2 separate regions of the Homo sapiens genome follow, and region 2 is linked to region 1. Evidence: chromatin loops called from intact Hi-C (ENCODE). Cell type or tissue: mammary epithelial cell. All regions are shown on one strand. Links, peaks and the distances in the headings refer to the core of each region. The heading gives the core; the rest is flanking DNA.

What was found. Hi-C counts contacts between places; a loop is a spot of excess contacts. Peaks named below come from ENCODE experiments on the same cell type or tissue, not always from the same donor. Only the 100,000 strongest peaks of a DNase experiment are listed, where the experiment ranks them.
Region 2: it touches region 1 in a loop (4-fold over the local background); 3 of 110 quality-filtered maps call a loop at or near these places.

Annotation. Positions count from the first base shown.
Region 1 is chr11:1,048,190-1,056,502 of GRCh38, forward strand. It overlaps LOC124902605, which reads left to right and starts at 1,503. Exons shown (of 4, transcript XM_047427955.1): 1 at 1,503-1,585; 2 at 1,690-1,773; 3 at 3,434-3,654; 4 at 6,050-8,313. The coding sequence starts at 7,592. It overlaps LINC02688 (long intergenic non-protein coding RNA 2688), which reads left to right and starts at 1,691. Exons shown (of 4, transcript NR_160890.1): 1 at 1,691-1,773; 2 at 3,434-3,654; 3 at 6,050-6,203; 4 at 6,925-7,575. In mammary epithelial cell, for the core only: a CTCF peak has its summit at 3,077 (motif pointing left); a DNase peak (open chromatin) is centred at 3,042.
Region 2 is chr11:974,296-982,608 of GRCh38, forward strand. It overlaps AP2A2 (adaptor related protein complex 2 subunit alpha 2), which reads left to right. Exons shown (of 22, transcript NM_012305.4): 5 at 2,800-2,929; 6 at 6,903-7,004. Among named protein-coding and RNA genes, the nearest start is that of AP2A2, 53 kb to the left of the region's middle. In mammary epithelial cell, for the core only: no CTCF peak of the experiment used is centred there; no DNase peak of the experiment used is centred there.

The DNA of each region.
Region 1 (8,313 bases), core at 50-8,049:
GAGGCCGAGGCAGGTGGATCACCTGAGTTCAGGAGTTCGAGATGAGCCTGGCCAGCATGGAGAAACCCTGTCTCTACTAAAAATATGAAAATTAGCTGGGCATGGTGGTGGGCGCCTGTAATCTCGGCTACTCGGGAGGCTGAGGCGGAGAATCACTCGAACCTGGGAAGTGAGCTTGCAGTGAACCGAGATTGTGCTACTGCACTCCAGCCTGGGTGACAGAGTGAGACCCTGTCTCGAAAAAAAAAAAAAAGAGACCTCAGAGAGCTCTCCCACCCCTTCTACCAGAGGCGAAGGGGACCCAGTGGGAAGGTGCCGTCCGTGAACCAGGGAGTGGCCTCACCAGACATCGAATCTGCCAGAGTGTGGATCTTGAACGTCCCGTCCTCTGCAGCCGTGGAGATGCGTGTCTGTTGCTTTTATGCCGCTCAGGCCATGGCGTTTCCGGATAGCAGCCAGGTTGGAGGGACCCGCTGTCTCTCTGGGACCACTCTCTTCGTCGCCTGATGTCCACCGTCTTGACAGATGTTGTTTCCCATATTTCCTGGAGTTTTTTAGTTGCTAAATCCTGGCCTCTGCTACTCTCTTTGCTAAAAATGCTAGTCCTTGATGAAATGGAATCTTGATACTTTAATACAGAGTGGAACATAGTCACTAAATAAAACCTGGAAAAATGTAGAAGAGTAGCAGGAAGAGAACACACCCCAGCCCCGCGGTCCACCCACCCGCAGTCCCTATCGCCACCTCCTGGCTCTGGTTTCCCTGCTCGTGGGGCTGGGCAGCATTGCTGCAACTCTTGATTCGCTTTCCTGGGGCCACCATAACCAAGCAGCACAACCCGGGAGATGGCTCAGAGTCTCTCTGCGTCCTGGGAGCCTGAGATCCAGGAGTGGGTGGGTTGGAGAATGGTTCTCCCTGGGTCACTCTGGAGGACCTCTTAAGGTGGACTTCTTAAGGGACCCCCGGCTCCCACCTTGCCAAAGAGCCTCCGAGCCACACCTGCCTCCCGCAGGCCTCCAGTTGGTGCCCACATGCAGCCCCCGCCGTGGGGTCACCCTGGGGTAAGGGTCTCTCCTCCCCTGCTAACCTTCTGCTGGGTCTTGGCATCCCTGGGATGAACCCTCCTGGCCTGGACCTTGCCGGCCCACATCAACCCCCAGCCCTCTGCTCCTTGGCCTCACCCACAGCCTGCAGAATGTAGGTGAGTTTCCTGATGATAATATAATAATAGCAATGATGATGATGATGATGATGATGGCAATAACAATGATGACAGTCAACACTGCCGCGTGCCGGGCTCTGGCCCTTTGCATGTCTGGGCCGGCTGTACAAGGCACTGCTGGGGCTCCCGGGCTGGGAGCCAGGGACAGGCACCGTCACAGCAGCCAAGGGGCCCCCCTACCACCCCAGCACCTGCTGGCCCTGAACCAGCTGCTCCTTGAGAGCTTTGACAGACTCTTCCGCTTGGCAGCATTTTAATCTGCTGGTGCAAGAGCCTTGTCGCTTCCTCAAAGCCTGTGCCCATGGCCGTGGGCAGCTGCCTGTCCCTGTATAGGCAGAGCTGCGTCATGCCCTGTGGCCCCAGGTCTGGCTCTGGGGTTCTGGCTGGGCGGGGCCTGGAACCTTCTGGGAGTCACCATTGACTGGCTGCAGCCACCGGCTTCCCAGCAAGGATGTCCTCTTCTGTAGGAAAATGGGGACGTCGGGAGCATTCTCTGGACAGCAGGAGATGCATGTCGACAGGCTGGCCCTGCCTCTTCCCACCCCAGAGTGGTGAGTGGGGATTCTGGGGACTTCCCTGGCCCCCATGGGCCTCGCGTGTCCTGGTGCCCATGTGTCTCCAGTCCCAGGGTCGGCCACGGTGTGGACCCCTCCACTTTCCTCCAGGCCTGAGGTGGGGCCCGGGCGGCCTGTCAAAGAAGAGCCCAGCCCAGACCCTCCCCAGATCCCTGGGGGAAGGAGGCCACCAGGCACCCTGCCTTCCTGCTGCCTGTCAGGGTGAATCTCAGGGGACCCTGGTGCAGGAGGGGCTGGCTCTGAGCTGGACAGGCCTCTGGGGTTGCCCTGGTGGCCTTCCCTCTCTCTGGGTCAGACGTGCCCAGGCAGGGAGGGTCCAGGCCATGACAGAGCCGGGCCAGCTGGGGACAGGGCATCCCCCAGTGCAATCCTTGTAGCGAACGGGTCCTAGAGTGCAGCTGGCGGGACACTCCCGCCATCACTGGATTTACTGCAGGTGGAGACGGGTTCTGTACCCACGTAGATGAGGAAACAGGCACAGAGAGGGGGCAGCCTGCCCAAGGTCACCGGGGAGGGAGTGGAGAGGCTGGATGCCCTTGGGCCCAGACTGCAGCCTCCCCTCCCCGATGTGCTGCGGCCCCAGTGTCCTGGGCCCCATGTGGCGCCTGAGCCCACAGGTGTCACCAAAGGTCTGAGTTGCGGGGACAAAGGCGGGGACAGGCCCGAGGTGCGGGGACAAGGGCGGGGATGGGCCTGAGGTGCAGGGACAGAGGCGGGGACAGGCAACCCCTGCGGTTCGAGGGGTAGGTGGCCACACGTCAGTCCCTGGGAGGGCCAGGCAGGAGGTGGGCCCAGCGGGGCTGGGAAATGAGGGGCCAGTGCCCCCACGCTCACTGCAGGGGATGTGAGAGGGCGAGTGGTCGCTCAGCCACACCCACACCCGTGTGTACAGGACCCACGCCCGCCCGCCTTGCTGTCCCGCCCGTGCACGGCTCACACAGCTTCTCCCATTATTCAGGCGCTGCCGGGCCCTGCAGGACTCAGATCGTCCCTGTGCCACTTGGCAGGGTCACCCTCACGCCTGCCCGGTGGCCCCACCTGCCCCACCTGCCCAGCTTCTCTCCCTTCTCAGTGCTGTCTGTCCCAGAGCCTCCCATCAATGGGGCCAGAGGGCTCTGGCCCGGCTGTGGGCTGACTGTTCTCCCCAAGATGCCTGAGAGCCACCCGGGCACCGGACTTGCCAACATGCAGGCACACGCAGGCACACACCTGGGCCACACGGCCCTGAGCACACGCCTTGCCCAGCCCTCCTCCGGGCTGTGGTGCGGGTGCCAGGTGCCACCTGCTGGCGGGCTACAGCATCACGGCTCTCGCCCTCCGGAACCTTCCATGGTGCCACACCAGCCTCTGGTCTGGCTGCAGACGGCTTGGGCTGGGCAGGGAAGCTTCCACTGTCGGGGAACCTGGGACCACAGTCTTTGCTCCAAGCGCCCTGGGCGGGTAGAGGCCAGGTCCGGTATGAGGAGCCCTGGTTCCCTGAGGTAGACAGAGCCAGGCAGACGTTGAGGAGACATGGGGGCTGTAGCCCTGGCCCCACTGCCCGACTCTCTCTCTGCATTTCGGGAGCTGGCAAGATCCAAGGGGGTCCCCAAGGCCCTGAGGCTGCACTGAGCACCCCTTTCCTGCTCATTTTCAGATGCAGCGGTGTCCTGGACCCCTGGGGAGAGGTGACCCCCCCAGCAGGAAGCTGGGCCTGGTTTCTGTCCCTCTGCAGCCACAAGGCCTGGCTAGGATGCTGGGAGCACCACACCCTGGAGACTCAGCTCACCAAGGACTCAGGGGCGGGGGCTCCCCTGGCACCTGGGAAGCTGGGCCCCCGGCCCCCTGGACTCCCACCCAGACACCATCTCAACCCAGGTCTGTCTGCTCTCCCCGTCACTGCCCTGGGTTCTCCACTCCTGGACCCGACCCTGGTCCTGGGGCAGTGTCCCAGCTGCTGTGTCCCAGGCCCCCCATCCACTGCCCTTGGCCCACCTTCTATGTGGCCCATTAGAGGGGTGTGGGGGCTGCAACCTGCTTCTGCTGAACCCCTAGGCCTGCCAGGGGGCATCAGGATTCTGCACAGAGAGGCAGGGGACCCGGCCAGACATGCAGGTACCCACGTACCTAATTCTGGGCCTTGGGGCAAGGACTGCGTATTTATCCTGGCCCAGGCAAGTCTGGGGGTGTCTGAGGGGTGGTGAGACGTCTGGGCAGATTGTCCCTGCCCTGCTCTGCTCTGCCCCACCCTGGCCAGCCCTCCTGGCTTCTCAAGGTGCTCCTGGCCACGATGGCACAGTCCCCCAGGCCCAAAATGTGCCCCCATGCTGCCCGAATGCCAGTGCGGGGGCTGGTAGCAACCAAGGCCATGCCCTCCCCTCCCCCTCCTGGGGCACCTGCCCCCACGCTGTGGCCATGGCTCCCTGGCTCCACCAGCTTCTTGTGACCCCTGAGGCTCCCCAGCTCCTGGCCCCCCATGGAGAGTTCCCTCCCCATAAGGGGGGGCCAGACACCCCCCTGTGCCCACTCCTTGGGAGACTGGCATTAGATCCTGGCTGTGGGACAGGCTGGGCCACTCTGGGGGTGAGACCAGGCTTCTCCCACCTGGGGGACCCATCCTGGCTCCGGACTTGGGCGGGTGACAGCCTGGGTTTCCTGTGTCCTCACCGCCCGCTTATCAGCAAGATGGGGATGTGGATGACAGGAGTGCTGGCCACGGAGGGCCTGGTGTGGGTGGCCGTCGGGACGAGGGTAGTGTGGGCGGCCACGGCAGTTGGTGCTACTGCTGGGAGGGGCCGAAGGTGAGGCCCTCCTGGGCTGTGGGTCCCTGTAAGCCACTGCCCCCGTGGGGTGTGCAGTCACCAAGCCGACCTGCTGCCGGGGTTCCGCCCCCTCCCTTTCCCTTCTGCTTCCCCGGCACCTGTGTCCCAAGCCTGAAGCCCTGTCCGTGTCAGAGGTGGCACCTCCCTGGGCACGGGCACTTGGACGCTGGTGCCTCCCCTGCTGCGGACCCCTTTGCTGTGGTCAGGGCCTCCTCCCTGCACTGGCCCCGCCTGTGACCGCAGGCCTGGCGGGGCCCTCAATGGCCACAGAGGGCACAGGCCGGGGCCAGGAGGGCACCGTCTCCTGGGGCACAGATATGCTGGAGTGAGCTATGGAATTGTCCATCAGCAGCGGCAAGCTTTGCTGAGCGCCAGCTGTATGCAGAGCAAAGGCGGGCCAGCCGGGAAGGGCCAGTGAGGACCTGGAGTCCCCAGCATCCCCAGGAGCCTGCACCCCTACGCGGGGGACGCCTGGGCAGCTCCTCCCTCCTCCACTCCCCGCCCTCTCCTCCCCTCCTTCCTGCAGTTCCCACAGCTGTTTGGGTGCCTCCCGTGGCGCCTGGTTGAGCTGCAGGGGGAGATGTGTGTGGACACTGCAACCCTCCCGAAGCTGGGCCTGGAAGAAATGACTTCCCCAGAACCTTATCTGGGCCGGAGAGGGGCGTTGGCAGCGGGGGTCTTGCCGCCTTCCGGTCCTCTGCATGCCAGGCACCACCTGGGGCCGGGCCAGGGCAGGCTGCCTGGACACCATGGACCTGCCCAGCTGTAGGGGAGGTGTGTCCTGCAGCCCTACCCGAGGCCCAGGCCTGCGTGGCTGAGAGGACTGAGGACGGCTGACCCCCTTGGTGACTGCCTGGGCCCAGAGGGGAGTTGGGGGAGTGGTCAGCTGGGTGTGGCCAGCCCTGGGGGAAGGATCCAGGGACTGTGTCCACTTAGGGATAGGAGGCAGCTAGCAGAGCCCTCCCAGCTGACCAGGGGAGGCCCTGTGGGCACAGGAGGGGCCCCAGGTGTAGGTACAGGTGCAGGGCTGTGCGGCTCTGTGTCACCCAGGTGGAGCGTCTTGCCCCGTTTGATGGCTGACAAAGTGCCCTTGAATGCGTCAGACCCAGCGTGGTCCCAGGGTCCTGACCCTAACATACCACCCCAAATTACCCTCACCCCAGCCTACCCCTGCCCTAAATTCACCCCAAGCCTCCACCCAAACCCCTTAGTCCCAACACCTTAACCCTAGACCCAACCCTACACCCCAAGCCCTAATCCCTAACCGCTAGCCTCACCCTAACCTTCCTACCGGATGCCACCTGGCAAACATCCTCCTGGCCCCTATCTGCCCCTCCCCCGGGGATCCGGGAGGCAGTGGGGTCCCTGGGAGGCTGCTCCCTGCAGAACGCGATGGACAGATGCATGGGCACCGGGCCCCAGCACCCTCTGGCTTCCTTCATCCTCCCCAGGCACTTCCCCCGGGCCAGAGGGCAGCCTGGCAGCCCTGGACTCCGGGAGGGCCGAGTCTGGGGAGCTGGACGACGTCACATTCCACTCTTGATGATGCCGCCCCAGTCCTACAATCTGGACAGCAGGAGAAGCTGCCCATTTCCTCCATCTCCGGTAATGAGAAGCAAATGCTGATCCTGGCCGTCTCCTGGCTCTTGGGTCCCTAGGTTCCTGCTGCCCCTGCCAGTTCCTGGAAGATGCCAGCAGGAGGGAGGGCAGTGGAGCTGGACTTGCGCCCACAACAGGATCTGGCCATAAACGCAGTCAGGGCGAGGCTGCGGGGTGGGTGGCTGAGCCTCCTGGTGGACTATCTCCCCTCCCACCCCCCGCCCTGGCCCGCAGCTGTTGGCTCTTCCTGGGAAGCCACAGCCTTTGTTTGTTCCTTGAAGGAGCTGGTGCGTTGCCTGCGAGCTCCTCTGCAGGCTTGGGGGTCGCACCTGCTGTCCACCCCCCTCGAAACCAGCTCCATCCAGCAGCAGGCTGCAAGCCTGGAGAGGCCACCGGGGACCAGGCAGGGAAACTGAGGTCCCAAAAAGGCAGGGAACAGGTGCAGGGGGCCTGTCTGACCTGCGCTGGGACTGGGCCAGGTGAGTCTCCTCCAGGGCCCAGCCCCATCTTGGACAGAGGAAGTTGATAGTCAGGAAAGGCAGGAGTGGCCTCTTCTAACAATTTCAGCTCTGAAGGGGCCAAGGGTGGCGATGCTGACAGCATTTCCTCCAGCTCCCACCTGCCTGCTCCGGGGAACTCCCTACCCAGGCATTGATATTCACCTGGTGATACTAATAATTGTCTCAGGTGATAAATTGTCTCAGCTGCTCTCCCACATGGCCCACAGGTCCCTGGAGGTTCCCCGGATCCTTTCAGGGAAGACCATGGGCCCTAAACGATCTTCATAACAAAACTGAGAAGTGGCCTGGCTTCTTCACTGCGTGCCTGTGTGCTGGGATCTAGCGTGGCCCGACTGGGCAGCTCCTTTCCTTCCCTGACGCTGCTCCAGGGGAAAGAAGGACCAGGGTCAATCCGGGGTGCCCCAGGTGGATCAGCGAATGCCCCTGAAGCCAGGTGCCAGTTGCATCCCCGTCAGATGCCCCCACCCCAGTCTCCTGAGCCTCATTAGTCACCCCTCATTTTCCTCTGGGGACCCCAGGCCCCAGCTCCTGTCTGGTTAGAGGCTGAAGGGGTCTGAGCGACACCTACCCTAGGGGACCTCCGGAGGGGTCTTGGTGTCCTCTGACTTCTGTCCTCAGAAGGGAGCTCAGAATGCAGCTGAGGCTTCCCCTGGGGCCCAGGGTGTCTGTGTCCGAGCCACAGCCAGAGTGTGCCCTGGAGAGTCGCTGGGATGCACGGTGGGCTCTCGTCATCCTGTCCCCACTCCAGGCTCAGGCTGGAGCCGTGATGGCACCGCTGCACTCCAACCTGGGCAACAGAGTGAGACCCTGTCTCTATAAAATAAAAACAAAAATAAAGAAGAGCATGTGGTTTCTGCAGTTTCCTGGCCAAAAATGCATAACTCCAATCTCAATCATAAGAACACATCCAACGTCCCCAACAAGGGGAGGTTCTACACACACCTGCCCAGAGCCCCTCAAAAGTGTCAAGGTGTGAAAGACATGGAGGCATGTAGAAGACGGGAGAGCCAGTGTGGCCTGTGGTATGTTCATGACGGTCACAGGTCAGCGCCCACGGTCACTCAGCAGCCATGCCAGGCAGGCCCCAGGGGCCCAAGAGGAAGGTGGGATGTGGCGGGATGGGGGCTCTGCACGGCCCTGCAGCACAAGTGCCCTGCCGACTCCAGGGGCAGCAATCTGGTCCCCTCATGGTGCCATTCCCCAGGGACGGGTCCTCGCCTGCCTCGCCGGCCCTCCACAGACAGGACAGGGACAGGTCGTCAGCTGTCACGGAGGCCCTCGCAGTTTTCTGAATGTGGACTTGCTGTTCCTGCCCATGGCTTCGTCCACGGACTCGACAGCACCCCACTGTCCATCACACCCCCACCGATGCTGCTTCCCACAGCAGGACTCATCCCATGCTCAGGCAGTGCTCCCAGGAGCAGCGGGTTAATAGAGCGTGGGACGGCCCCTGAAGACCAGTTATGGCGCCGGCCAGGAGGCCCTCTGAAAGGACGGGCGCAACCCCGCAGAACAGACCAGGTGCTCGCCATCCATGTCCGGTGCCGCTTCTCTGTGGCGATGGTATCCAGGAATCACGGGTGGGAGTCACGGCC
Region 2 (8,313 bases), core at 203-8,202, 74 kb before region 1:
CTACCTCAGAGAGCTCAGGTAACATGGTACCCATGGGCCTTCCTTGAAGAAAAGGGCTAGTTGTTGAAATCCAGCTAAGTAGTAGATGACTCAAAGTAATATGCTAAGGCTGGGCACAGTGGCTCACGCATGTAATCCCAGCACTTGGAAGGCCAAGGTGGGCGGGCCTGAGGTCAGGAGTTTGAGACCAGCCCGGCCAACATGGCGAAACCCCGTCTCTACTAAAAATACAAAAATTAGCTGGGTGTGGTGGTGCTCACCTGTAGTCCCAGCTACTCAGAAGGCTTGAGGCAGGAGAATCGCTTGAACCCAGGAGGCGGAGGCTGCAGTAAGTTGGAGATTGCACCACTACACACCAGCCTGGGCAACAGAATAAGACTCTGTCTCAAAAAAAAAAAAAAAAAAAGAAAGCTGGGCATGGTGGCTCATGCCTGTAATCCCAGTACTTTGGGAGGCTGAGACGGGCAGATCATGAGTTCAAGAGCTCGAGACCATCCTGGCCAACATGGTGAAACCCCGTCTCTACTAAAACCAGAAAAATTAGCTGGGCATGGTGGCGCCCTCCTGTAGTCCCAGTTACTCAGGAGGCTGAGGCAGGAGAATCGCTTGAACCCGGGAGGCGGAGGTTGCAGTGAGCCGAGATTGCTCCACTGTACTCCAGCCTGGCGAAAGAGCGAGACTCTGTCTCAAAAACAAAAACAAAAACATGCTCGGGAAGGAGGTGCTGTCATTGGAGGACTGCTGGTGTGTGTGTCACCTAGAAATGGAAGGACAGAGTAGGTGCTGAGGAGGTCAGGTCATTCCTAGGGCCAGAGGTAGGGACGGGAGGCAGCGGCCAAGGCAGAAGAGTGGGGTGGTGTCTCTGCTGGGATGGACGGAGTTGGTGGAAAGAGAACCCGTGGAGGTGCAGAGTAGCCGTGGGGTCCTCGGTCTCCCTCGTGTGAGCCGACATTAGCGAGTAGCTGTAGGGTCCTCGGTATCCCTCGTGTGAGCCGACATCGGAGAGTAGCAGTGGGGTCCTCGGTCTCCCTCGTGTGAGCTGACGTCGGAGAGTAGTGGTGGGGTCCTCGGTCTCCCTCTTACGAGCCGACATTAGTGAGTAGCAGTGGGGTCCTCGGTCTCCCTTGTGTGAGCCGACGTCGGAGAGTAGCGGTGGGGTCCTCGGTCTCCCTCGTGTGAGCCGACATCGGAGAGTAGTGGTGGGGTCCTCGGTCTCCCTCTTACGAGCCGACATTAGTGAGTAGCAGTGGGGTCCTCGGTCTCCCTCGTGTGAGCCGACGTCGGAGAGTAGCGGTGGGGTCCTCGGTCTCCCTCGTGTGAGCCGACGTCGGAGAGTAGCGGTGGGGTCCTCGGTCTCCCTCGTGTGAGCCGACCTCGGAGAGTAGCGGTGGGGTCCTCGGTCTCCCTCGTGTGAGCCGACGTCGGCGAGTAGCTGTGGGATCCTTGGTCTCCCTCGTGTGAGCCGACGTCGGAGAGTGGCGGTGGGGTCCTCTGTCTCCCTTGTGTGAGCAGATGCTGGAAAGTAATGGTGGGGTCCTCGGTCTCCCTCGTGTGAGCTGACACCGGAGAGTAGTGGTGGGGCCCCCGTCCCCTTGGTGTGAGCTGATGATTTAGACTGTGTTCTTCTGCCTAAAAGAGGAGGCGGATCCTCCTCCTCTCTGAGGAGTGTGGCATGCTGGGCGCCCTCGTGTGTCGGCATTTGTAGCCACAAGCATGGAACCTGGTTGGCTCTTCTATGTTGAAGGACTGCTGGGGGCCCAGTCATGGGGTCCTGAAGCCGCCTGGCAAGGACAGCCCTGCTGGCGCCTGGAACACACCCCTGACGTGGCCTCGACCACACATCCACATGGACGCATGGCAGGGTGTGTGTGCGGTTGCTGCTCTGGGCTGATCTGGTGAGGATGGGGTGGGCCGGAAGAGGGACACAATACCTACTCCTCCTTGCAGGGGCGTTGGCACCCAGAAGGGGAATTTTTTATTCAAAGTAATTTTTTGGAATAGTATAGGGGGAGATTTAGGAATAAAAAAGCCAAAAGGTAAATGGTACAGGTAGTCCCTATACCCTTTTCTGCCTTCCATGTGGGGCAGCAGATTCCAGCTGATTCTGTTAAGCGCTTGGAGAAGAGACTGGCCCTTTTTCAGCTGTGCCTCCACAGCGTCCACCCCAGGGTCCCTGTTGCCTTCCCAGCTGCTTAGCAGAATCTGGTGGCAGGAGGGCGAAGGGGGATAAGCGGAGCATGGAACACGTCTGTGCCCTGGACAAGCATGTTGGCAGCAGAGCAGGAGAGCCATGGCCGGCTCCCTTCCCACCGTGTCTGTAGGGACCCGAAGCCCTTTGCTCCAGGGGCAAGGGCATGTGTGGCCCAGCCCACTGTTCAGGGTGGGGCGTGGTGGGGTGAGGGTGGGCGTGGGGCAGGGGAAGATCATCAAGCAGATGTGGAGCTCCATGGCGGTGCAGGGCCCTCCAAGCATTTCTGTTGTGATTGTGGATTATTAAGTTGTAACAACAACAACAAGAAAGCTATTGTTCAAACAACAAATGAGCAATGTGAGCTGCATGTGGTCGGCTGGTGGTTTTGGTGGTGAGAAGGTTGGCAGGGAGACCTTTGGAGCAGGGCCCATGTATGCTGAGAACACTGCTGCTGCCCCCTAGGCGGCCTCGGCAGGCGGCCCTGAGTGCTGTCTTGGCCCCTGCGCCAGCCCCACCCCCGCGTCTCCTGCTGGCTCTGGGGGGGTGCTCCGTGCAGCTCTGCGCTGTCTTCAGCCTGTTGCGAGTGACTCTTGACGTCTGTCTTTCAGAGACACTATGGACAGCGTGAAGCAGAGCGCGGCCCTGTGCTTGCTGCGCCTGTACAGGACGTCCCCCGATCTTGTCCCCATGGGCGACTGGACATCCCGAGTGGTGCACCTGCTCAATGACCAGCACTTGGTAAGCACCCTTGGCTTTGGTTCTCCCCGCTCCCCCAGGTGACCTTTGGGATGGCCGTTGTGAAGACACCATGGTGCGCCTTCTCGGGATGCCCAGGAGAGGCTGTCACAGGGGCTGCTGTGGCTGCGTGCTGAGGCCACGGGGGCCCTTCCTGGGGCTGGATGAGTAAGACTCCGCCTCTGCTCATCCTGTGGCCAGGCATTGGCTGAAGCCCTCGGGTAGCACAGAGGCTCTGCAGACACCCCCAGCTGAGACACGTGTCTCCTGGAAACACCTATCTAGTATGCGGAGCTCCTGCCTGGTGTCCCGGCTGCCTGTGCCCTCATCTAGGCTCTAACGTGCAGTCTTACTAATCCTCGTGCCTACTCCACGGGCCAGGCCCCCATGGTATAGGCATACACCAAGGGTGGAGGTTTCCAGCGATTTGGTGATGTGTGTTCAGGTGCTGTGAGAGGCACGTGTGGGGGAGGGGCTGTGCTAGTGTGTGAGCCTCAGGGGCTTGAGGGTCACAGAGCCGTCCACCGCATCCAGCAGGGGTGGATGTGGGCAGAATGTGCTTGTCCTGCCTGAACTCTGCTCTATGAATGAGAGGGTGAGAGTTGGCAGGAGTGGAAGTATTTCCTGCTGCGTGGAGAGGCATGTGGGCCGGTCACGCGTTCACAAGGATCCAGGATAGAGGGCCGAGAATGCCACTTTCCCATGTTGCCGTGAGCCCCATCCTGGCGGGGGAGCCTTTCAGACGGTGCTGCTGGAGGCTGTCGTCCACCATCCCGTGGACCGTGGGAGGTCATGGGATTTTCCCGCTTTGCAGTCAAGGAGGCCGAAGCTGGGAAAGAGGAAATGCCCTCTGACAGCCCCAGGCCTGTACCCAGAGTTGGCGTGTTGGGGTCTTGGGCGTCAGAGAGTGTGCGGGTGAAGCAGCTATGTGGGAGCTGTGAGTCGGCAGGGCCTGGTCAGGGAGGCAGGCCCCGGGCTCCTGCTGCACATGGCAGCCGGTCACTGGGCTGCTGAGGGACCGGGGCTGCCTGCTTTCCCCTGGGCCTTCTGCAGACAGGATCTGTGCACGCTCTGTGGGACTGGCCGGGACTGCTGTCATTGCTCCTGCCTTGGCAGGAAGTTTCCATGGCCATGCAGCCGCAGGGTCACCCTGAGTGCTTTTCAGGGTGGCAGGGCCTTGCCTCAGATGGCCACAAGGGCACCTCTCCTTGGATACTTTATGATTCTGTGACGCCAGCTACTTGGTTTGCTTTTTGTATTTTTATGCATCTGGCTTTATTTCACCAGGCACTTGAGTCAGCATATTCTTGGTTATAGGCAACGGAAACTCATCCTGAAGGGACGCCACAGCCAACCCCAGGGTGGGCTCCCTGCTGCCCAGTACTTTCCCTCCTTAGCTCTCCCAGCTTGCGCACCTGCACCCCTGGCAGCTGTCTTTTGTGTGGCCATGGCTTTTGTCAAATGCCTTCCACCTCTGACAGCGAAGGCCTGAGGCTTGGCTTCTCTGGTCTCAAGTCAGGAGCCCCCAAGAAAGGTGTCATTTGCTCACCTAGAGTGAGTGAGCTCCCCCATGTGTCCTTCAGGGAGGTCTTGTGGAGTGGGACAGGAAGCGTGGGCGGGACCAGGTGGGTGAGGGTCAGAAGGTCGGCGGTCAGGCCTGCGCCCGGAGTTGGGTGGTGGGGAGGGAGGTGATTTGGCCCGAGTGCTGCATGGGCACCGTGCCGAGCCTTGGGTCTGTAGCCTGAGGGTGGCCTGATGGAGCAGACAGGTTGGAGTGGACAAGGACAGGAGACACCATGGGGAGAAGGGTTGGGGGGCTGGGCCAAGGGCTGGAGGCCACTGAGGAGACACGGAGGTCGCTTTGGCACCAGCTGCCACCACAGGGGTGGGGCCACGTGTCGCGGGCCTGAGTGTGCCCCTCGAGAGGCCTCTTACAGTCTCAGTGCAGGGGGAGGACGTCCTAAATGAGAGGCTGAGCTCCGCGCCTGTCAGCCTGTTGCAGGGGGCATTCTAGATGCGTGTTTCCTGGGGGAACACACCGTGAACATTCAGGAGCCCCGTGGGGAATGACTCTGCCCTCATGGAAGTTACAGACCTGCAGTTTCTTACAAGTTCTTTATTGGACATGGCAAAATCCGTTAGCACTTTGCTCACCGAGAAATACAGGAAGAAGACCAATCAGACCAATTTCTTTCTTACAGCTTTCACATTTTCCTTGGAAAGCTGAGGGCACAGGCACAGCAGGTCTCTGGGGAGAGTGCCGTGCTATAGTAGGTGCACCCCAGCCTGGCTGAGGAGCCGTGGCACAGGGCGAGTGGTGGGGGGATTGCATCAGTCATTCAAGTAGACATTTCCTTTCAGACAGAGGCTTGCTCTGTCACCCAGGCTGGAGTGCAGTGGCGCGATCTCAGCTCACTGCAACCTCTGCCTCCTGGGTTCAGGCGATTGTCCTGCCTCAGCTTCCCGAGTAGCTGGGATTACAGGCGAGGCGAGTGCCACCACGCCTGGATAATATTTGTATTTTTAGTAGAGATGGGGTTTCACCGTGTTGGCCAGGCTGGTCTTGAGCTCCTGACCTCAGGGGATCCGCCTGCTTCGGCCTCCCAAAGTGCTGGGATTACAGCATAAGCCACCGTGCCCACGCAAGTAGACACTTCCTGAGCTCACTGTTTACATCTTCAGAGTGAATAGGTATCATTTATTTTATATTTTTTAAAAAAATTTATGGGAGAATGTCTTTATATAATTAAAGTCTTTTTTCAAGAGGTCTGAGTGACTGATTCCCTAGTGGCTGTCCTGGAGCGGTGACAGGCTGCCCGGTGCCGTGTCCTGGAGCGGTGACAGGCTGCCCGGTGCCGTGTCCTGGAGCGGTGACAGGCTGCCCGGTGCCGTGTCCTGGAGCGGTGACAGGCTGCCCGGTGCCGTGTCCTGGAGCGGTGACAGGCTGCCCGGTGCCGTGTCCTGGAGCGGTGACAGGCTGCCCGGTGCCGTGTCCTGGAGCGGTGACAGGCTGCCCGGTGCCGTGTCCTGGAGCGGTGACAGGCTGCCCGGTGCCGTGTCCTGGAGCGGTGACAGGCTGCCCGGTGCCGTGTCCTGGAGCGGTGACAGGCTGCCCGGTGCCGTGTCCTGGAGCGGTGACAGGCTGCCCGGTGCCGTGTCCTGGAGCGGTGACAGGGTGCCCGGTGCCGTGTCCTGGAGCGGTGACAGGCTGCCCGGTGCCGTGTCCTGGAGCGGTGACAGGGTGCCCGGTGCCGTGTCCTGGAGCGGTGACAGGGTGCCCGGTGCCGTGTCCTGGAGCGGTGACAGGCTGCCCGGTGCCGTGTCCTGGAGCGGTGACAGGCTGCCCGGTGCTTTGGGGAGGACTGCTTGTGCCCTGGGATCTGAATCTGTTCTCACTGAGGGCCAGGAGGAGCGGGGAGGGAGGACTCGCGTGCTGGGCCTAGTGGCCTCATCCAGCCTATGGTGGTTGAGTGACTGCCAGGGCCACTTTCCAAAAAGGAGAATGGAAAAGGACTTCTCCAGTTGCTCTTTTCTATAGTCTCACTTCTGGGTTGTAAAGATTCAGATCAGTGTAAAGGTAGCGTCTCCCTCTACAGTGAACATGCGTTATTAAACCAGAGGCAGCAAGTGCAGATGACGGTGGAGGCCAGGCCAGGAGAGGGCAGCAGGCAAGGTGGCGTGTGCAGCCCACATGCTTGACCTGCATGGCTGGACGTGGCCCTCTGGCTCTTCGATGCTGGCAGGGATCTGGGCTAAGCATGACGGAACTTCCCAGTTTTTAAGGAGAAGCTGGAAAAAGAAAATCTGCATGTGCCATCTGGGAGAACATTGTAGGTTTCTCGGAGTAGGCCTGAGGCCGAGGTGGCTGTGGGCTGCCACTGTGCTGCTGGTTGGTTTAAGGTTTTCTTTGGAAGATGAGTGAACACAAGTGGTTAGCTTCAAGTGTTCTGACTCTTGTGTGTGTGTTTTCTTTCAGGGTGTGGTAACTGCAGCCACAAGTCTGATCACCACTTTAGCACAGAAGAACCCAGAAGAGTTTAAAACCTCCGTGTCTCTGGCTGTCTCTAGGCTAAGCAGAGTAAGTCTGTTCGTGGGGGAGCAGAAGTCAGGGTGGGTTTTGTCTTAGTTATTTATTTATTAGCTTATTTGTAGAATGCAAGGTATTTGATCAGTTTATAAATTCAGGGATGAAAACCAACTTGGCTTCTCTGTCAGCCTTCTTGTTGAGAACTGTCCTGTCTGTACAGAAGCACAGCTCCCTGTTCCCATGGTGTGAGTGAGCACCCAACACCATGTGGGTGGAGGAGGGGCACCCAGTGGCCCCGTGTCCCCCACTGGGGAAGCGTGGCTGGTGCTTCGTGGACCCACCATCTGGCGTGCACGCTAAAGCCTGCCATTCAGCTTCCTGTTCTGAGTTTGATGCAGATGGACCTGCAGCACACATTCTTTTGTTTTGCTCAACATGGTAAAATTTTTGTTTTGTGTGCAGCTGTTATACATTCATGTTTGATGCTTCATAGAATTGGTTGTGTGAATTGTCCGCTGCAGTTTACCTGCTGTCCTGTTGAACACTTAGCTCCTTGCCCTCTGAGGCTGCTGTGAATCCTCCAGCATGAGCAGTCTTGGATGTCCCTTGGTTTCCATGTGCACGAGATGGCTCAGCTGGGGCCGCGGCTCCTGAACCTGAGGAGACTGGCGTTGCCAGACCAGCTTCCCCTGCCGTGCACACGGCTCTCACAGCGGCAGCAGGAGGCGCGGGCGCGGCACGCGTAGTGCTAGTCTCTTGGGTTTTAGTCATCTGGGTGTATAGTGGGAGCTCTGTGATTTATTTTTTATTTTTTTCTTTTGAGACAGAGTCTCACTTTGTCGCCCAGGCTAGAGTGCAGTGGTGCAGTCTCAGCTCACTGCCACCTCTGTCTCCTGGATTCAAGGGATTCTCCTGCCTCAGCCTCCAGAGTAGCTGGGATTACAGGCACCCACCACCAAGCCTGGCTAATTTTTGTATTTTTAGCAGAGATGAGGTTTCACCATGTTGGCCAGGCTGGTCTTGAACTCCTGACCTCAAGCAATCTTCCTGCTTTGGCCTCCCAAACTGCTGGAATTATAGGCGTGAGCCACCGCACCCGGCCTCTTTGAGATTTAAATCTACATTTTCCAGATTATCAATGAGGTTGAGCAACTTTGCATGTTGATTGGCTGTTTGGGTGTCTTGTTTTGTGAAGTGCCTGAGTCTTTTACCCATTTTTACCCTGGGTTGTCCGTTTTTTGTGTTGAATATTTCACCATTAAGTATGATGTCTGCTTTAGAATTTTGTTGTTGTCGTTGGTACTCTTCACATTAAAGAAGTTCCTTTCTCTATCTAGTTTGTCAAACAGTTTTTATCATT